2 separate regions of the Mus musculus genome follow, and region 2 is linked to region 1. Evidence: chromatin contacts called from ENCODE Hi-C or POLR2A ChIA-PET data. All regions are on one chromosome and are shown on one strand. Each heading gives the region's core, a stretch centred on a gene start or an enhancer-like site at or near the end of the contact. The rest is flanking DNA. Distances are from core to core; before and after follow the strand shown.

Evidence for each region. Hi-C counts contacts between places; a loop is a spot of excess contacts on that map. ChIA-PET counts read pairs that join two places held with the same protein, here RNA polymerase II (POLR2A).
Region 2: POLR2A ChIA-PET joins it to region 1 with 11 read pairs in embryonic stem cell. The contact joins the promoter of Vps33a here to the promoter of B3gnt4 in region 1. A Hi-C loop is called at or near these places in 1 of 37 maps with a recorded cell type or tissue (CH12.LX). POLR2A ChIA-PET finds 5 or more read pairs at or near these places in 3 of 5 experiments (Patski and embryonic stem cell).

The regions. Positions count from the first base shown.
Region 1 is chr5:123,507,164-123,510,042 of GRCm38, forward strand. B3gnt4 (UDP-GlcNAc:betaGal beta-1,3-N-acetylglucosaminyltransferase 4) reads left to right here and starts at 1,319. Exons shown (of 2, transcript NM_001382854.1): 1 at 1,319-1,356. Lrrc43 (leucine rich repeat containing 43) reads left to right here. Exons shown (of 12, transcript NM_001033461.3): 12 at 878-1,042. The coding sequence ends at 1,005.
Region 2 is chr5:123,571,658-123,574,635 of GRCm38, forward strand. Vps33a (VPS33A CORVET/HOPS core subunit) reads right to left here and starts at 1,358. Exons shown (of 13, transcript NM_029929.3): 1 at 1,223-1,358. The coding sequence starts at 1,324.

The DNA of each region.
Region 1 (2,879 bases), core at 69-2,568:
CAGCCGATTTCTTTAATTTTCTTCTCTCTTTCCCTCTCTCTCTCTTTCCATCCCAAACGCATTACCCCCCCCCCCCCCGCACATCAAATCTCTGCAGGATTAGGGGGAACCTTGTGGGGGGACTGGTACCACAGTCAGGCTACAGCTTTAGGGGAGAGCCTCTGCTACATTTGTTGGGGGGACCTACATGGTGACTGAGATGCACTGTATGCTCGTTGGTTGGTGGCTCAGACTCAGAGCTCCCAGGGGTCCAGGTTAGGTGAGGCTGTTGGCCTTCCTGTGGGGTTCCTATCCCCAGCGGAAGCCTCAATCCTTCTGCGGAAGCTTCAATCCTTCTTCCAACTCTTCCCCAGGAGTCGTCGACCTCCGTCCAATATCTGGCTGTGGGTATCTGCATCTGCTCAGTCAGCTGCTGTGTAGAGCTCCTCAGGGGATGGTGTCAGGGATTGGTGCTTGCCCATGGGATGAGTCTCAAGTTGGCTGGTTGTTGGCCATTCCTTCAGTCTCTGCTCCATCTTTGTCCCTCCATTTCTTTTAGAAAGGACAGATTTGGGGTCAAAAGTTTTGTGGGTGGGCTGGTGTCCTTATGCTTCCACTGGGGGTCCTGCCTGGCTACAGGAGGTGGCCTCCTCAGGTTCCATCTGTTAGTCATCTTGAAAGCAGCTAATTTCTTTCGCAACTCACACAGTTGGGGCTTATTGAATCAATGTATTCTTGATTGCAATTAACATACTAGGGCTGGATCTCTTTCGGAATTCCTCTAGGTTGGAGAACAGGGCTTGAATTCCCGGATGAAGGAGGAGTACGTCCCGAGTCGGGGAGACCTGCAGGCCGTTTGTCCCTTAGTACTCATCTGCTCGCATTTATATCTTCTCAGATAGGTCGAAAACGGTGCCTCCAACCATGGAAAGCGGGTACCAGCCAGAGCCACTGTCGGTGGAGGTCCAGATCCAGCTGCACCAGTACCGCTCGGTGGAGGAAGCATTCCTTAGCTTGATTGACTAGCAGGGAGAATAAAGGCTGCTCTGCAGCCGGAGCTTGAGAGTTTGTGTGGCCACTAGGGGAAGGGGCACGGCGCTGGCAGCCCAACGGGCGTGGGAAAGAGAGCGTTGCAGTTGCCAACGAGCCACAAGTGCGTCCTGGATAGACTGCAAGGTGGGGCGGAGTCCATGGCTCCGCCCCCAACGCGAAGCCCCGCCCCTCCTCCCTGAAGAGCCTCGCGGTTGCTCCATTTTGGAGCTCCGCCCTCTCTTTGGGACCCTGCCCCTGAAGACCCGCCCAGCGGGGGGTTCCTCGCGCTCCCGGCGAGATACTGCCCGGCTTTTGTGTCGGTGCGCGGTCCCCAGGGGTACTTAGGTAGGTCTTTGAGGGCGGGGATGGGGTGGTGAGGTCGCGCGGCCTGTGGCGCCTGGATCCCGTTGCCGGGAAGGAACCGCGTTCTGCCGGTGCCTCTGCTGGAGGGCTTTCTGTTGCCCGCCCCTCTGTCGCACGTCTGGGCTCGGCGGTTGCCCGGACACACCGCGCTGTGGGCTCCGACCACCGCAGCCCTCTAGATTCGGGTTGAAAGGATGGAGCTACCTGGGCCCTTTCCCCAGAGCCCGAGGCTGCCGACACCCCGAGGGCGAGGGCGCGGAGAGAGGACCCGGTCCCGCGGGACAGTGATTGGGGTAGGGAAGTGGGCTTTTCCGGGACTTTGGGTGGGTGTGGGGTGCGGGACACCGGGTTACGGGACAAACCAGAGCCCCCCTCATCGAGTGGCCGGATGGCAGCGGACTTACCAAACCTGCAAACCCCGAGTAGTTACAACTCTGTGGTCACACCATCCCCGCGAGGCTGCTGTGACCCTAACTAAGCCTTGCAGCTTAAGAGCTTTCTTGTAGCTTCAGTCCCCTTCGCCCCTCCAGGTCTTTCAGCCAAACAAGAATCACATTAAAACCATGGGCGCCCATTTAATCCTCAACTGTACCCTCAGGTGTTGCTCCTGAGCCTTGCAGGGAGGGCATTCCAGGTTCCTCTTGATGAACAGCATTCTAGGCGCCATATGCGCTCCTCGTCTTGAGATTTATCTGCGTGGCTCCTACTTCAGCTCAGAGCGTGGATGTTCTCTCTGCCTGTCACTTTTTGTCCCCTTGCTTCATGCACTTGCATAGCTATCCCAGGGTCTTGTGGCCTTTCCTCAATCACTTCATCCTTAGCAACATCTGGTCTATCATGCCTACTAGGATGTCCTTAGCTGCTTGGCTAATACTGGAGTTAGTAGGAGAGATGCTCTAGACATCTCTAGGGACAACAGGGTCGAAGTGACACTTTTTTTTTTTTTTTTTTTAAACTTAAGGATGGGAGAGAGATGGTAATGTGCATTCTGGGATTTGGCTGCTACACCTGTACCTCTGTTCCCTATATTAGGTGTGGCTCTGGCTCTGGCTGTGACTCCAGCCTCCAGGGGAAGAGGGCAAGGAGAGCTATCAGGTATAGCTCGGTTGTAGTGCTTGGATAGTGTGCATTTACCCAGCACCATATAAAGCCCCGCTTGTGAGCCCAGCACTGGGGAGGTGAGGCAGGTCGGTCAGGTTAACATCATCGACAGCCACACTGCAGGTCTGAGGTTTTTTGGGCATGAGGTTTATTTGGTAAAGTAGTAAGCATATGTCAAAGACCCTGCCTTGTGTGTGGGGTGTGCGTGTGTGTCAGAAAACTATTAGGCAGAACAGGCAGTGACAAATGACAGGAAGGAAAGTAAGGCTGATTTGTTACTGCAGACCTTGGGCAAACTACTCTAGTGAAGACTTTTTCCCCCTTGGTTCCCAGTTATGAGCACCCCCTGCTCCCCACATTCCTCATGCTCTGTGACCCACCACTGCCTGTTACCCTGTCGTGCA
Region 2 (2,978 bases), core at 108-2,607, 65 kb after region 1:
TAATTATGTCTAGTTGTATGTGTCTGTGCCTGGGTATGTGCAGGTGGGTGCGGTTCCCCTCAGAGGCCAGATCCATCAAATTTCCAAGGATCTGGGGTTACAAGTGGTTGTCTGTAGGTGCCAGCAACTGATCTGGGCTCCTCTGGAAGAGCTACACTCCCTCTTCACCTCTAAGCCACCTTTCCAGAATATTCTTCTAAAAGTTAGAGTTAGGATTTTTAAAGGCTCTGGTCACATTATAGCCTAAGGGTCGAAAAGAACCTTCCACAAAGGGGGAAATTTCATGATACTGGCATCAAAGATCCCTGCTTCCTCCAGGAGAAACACTTTGTAAACCTGGTCCACACAATCTATTATATCTGATTTCGACATCATTTTCAGTTTAATACTGCCCCCTGTGATTTAATAATCTGCCTTTTTGACTCAATGACTTAGTTGGAGCTATGTTTACAAAACTGATTCTTTTTGGGTGGGTGGGGGTAGGGAGTGTTCTTGGTTTTTTCAAGACAGGGTTTCTCTGTGTAGCCCTGGCTGTCCTGGAACTCACTCTGTAGACCAGGCTGGCCTCGAACTCAGAGATCCGTCTGCCTCTGCTTCCCAAGTGCTGGGGCTAAAGGCGTGCGCCACCACTGCCGGGCCCAAAACTGATTCTTTGAGCATCTGTTTTGTTTTTTTCTTCAGATTAGAACTTCCCATTCCCTGTAGAGGGATGGGGTATGATTAATAAATCTCAGAATAGAGGGAAAAAATGCTTAAAAGAAAACCTCACAGCATGGCTCATGCCTGTAGTGCCAGAGGCGAGAGAAAGGAGGAGTGCCGGCAGGAACAGTCTATATAGCCAGGAATAGGCTCAAAAATAAAATGGAGAGCCGATCCCAGCACTCAGAGGCAGTGACAGGTGGATCTCAGTGAGTTCGAGGGCTACACAGCGTTACCCTGTCTCAAACACTGAGAGGAAAACAGGAAGAAAGGAAATTCTATGAAGTCCCCGATCTAGACAAAAAACGATCCATGTTGAAGTTACGAAGTGACAGCTTGTCTTTCACAAGCTGTGTGCCGAGGGCTGTGGGCGTGCGTGCTTCCAGGCTGGAAAGGACAACTGTCTCGCAGGTCGGGGAGCTCCCGGCCAGGGGCTGTCACTGAGCGGGCGACCTGATCGCCCCCACGGCCTCGCACAGTCCCGCCCGGCCAAGCTTGGTGGCGCCGGGGCCCTGTCCCTCACCTTGCTCCCAGCGCACTTGTCCAGGAACTCGCGCAGCTCCCGACGCACCGCCTCGCGCAGCACGTTCAGGTTCACTCGCCCGTACGACAGGTGCGCCGCCATCTTGCCCGGGCACCCGCATTTCCCCAGACGCCGCCTGCGTCACGTGACGGGACGTTCACGTGATCCGAGTCGCTGAGGCACATTGAACGCGAAAGGCGGAGTCCTGCTGACAGTGATGCTCCTTCAAGGTCCTAGTGCGCATGCGAGGAGGAGTCCCCTCCCCGCCCCTTTCTAAAGTATTTCCCTACCATGCCTAAGAATGGTGAGCAGTGAAAATTGACTTTGTTTGTTTGTTTTCGAGACAGGGTTTCTCTGTGTAGCCCTGGCTGTCCTGGAACTCACTCTGTAGAACAGGCTGGCCTCGAACTCAGAAATCCGCCTGCCTCTGCCTCCTAAGTGCTGGGATTAAAGACGTGAGCCACCATCCCCAGGTCTTAAGGATGGAATTTAGATGTTATTTGTCGCGTTTAAAAGCACCATCCTTGTGTCTTCACAGCTAGAATACTGGTGTAAAATGGCGATCGAGGCCAAACTACAAAATGCACCTTACTACACCCAGTAAGTGGTTCAATCGCAGAGCAAGCTTATCTCTCCAAGTTCAAGGCCAGCCTGGTAAACATAGCGAGCTCCAGGACAACCAGGGCTACACAGTGAGACCTGTCTCCACATAAACAAACAATAAATGGACTGGAGAGATGGTTCACCAGTTAAGAGCACCTGCTGCTCTCCCATAGACCAGGTTCCCAGGATCCACAGTATAGCTCGTGACCATCTGTAACTCCGGTTCCAGGGTGTTGTGTTTTATAAAACAAGAAAAGGAAGCCAGGGATATGCTTGATAGAGTGAGGTATGGTGAGGTGGAAGGTGGTGCCTCTGCGAGCTTATGCTGAGACATCCCTTCCCCATGAGGTAACAGCCATATGACGGATATAGTATGGAATAGAGTTTATTTAGGGCATGGGGAGATGGGGAGGGGAGTTGAGGAAGGAGGTGGGGAGGGGAGAGGAGGGAAAGGGGAAGGGAAAGAGAGAGGGGGAGAGGGAGAAAATAGAGGCGTAGAGGCCGGCCAGGAACACGTGGAGACAGACAGGAAAGGGGAAAGGAGAGAGAAGGGAGAGGGAAGAGAGAAGGTAAGAGAGTGGGGGGGGGGGGGCCGCAAGCAGCCTCTTTTATATTGAGTCAGGCACACATGGCTGTTGCCAGGTAACTGCGCAGCAGAGCCTGGAAGAAATGCTAACACGGGATCTAGTGCCCCTTTCTCACCTAGGAGAGCAAGGCACACAGCACTGATAGATACTTTCAGGCAAACACAGTTTAAAAAATAAGAGAGAGAGATGGCTTAGTGGGAACACGCTGTTCTTCCAGAGAACCAGAGTTGGGGTTCCAGCTCAAAACTGCCTGTAACTCCAGCATTCCAGTTCCACATCCTCTATGCCCACTTCTGATCTCCATGGACTCACGGCAAGTTAATGATACTGAAGTTGAGAATAATAATCTGTTGCAAGGTATTATTCTTATTTATATTTTATGTAAATGAATATACTATCACTCTTCAGACACACCAGAAGTGGGCATCAGATCCCATTACGGATTGTTGTGAGCCACTGTGTGGTTGATGGGAATTGAACTCAGGATCTCTGGAAGAGCAGTCAGTGTTCTTAACCACTGAGCCATCTCTCCAGCCCCCACAAGATATTATTTACAATGTTTTTTT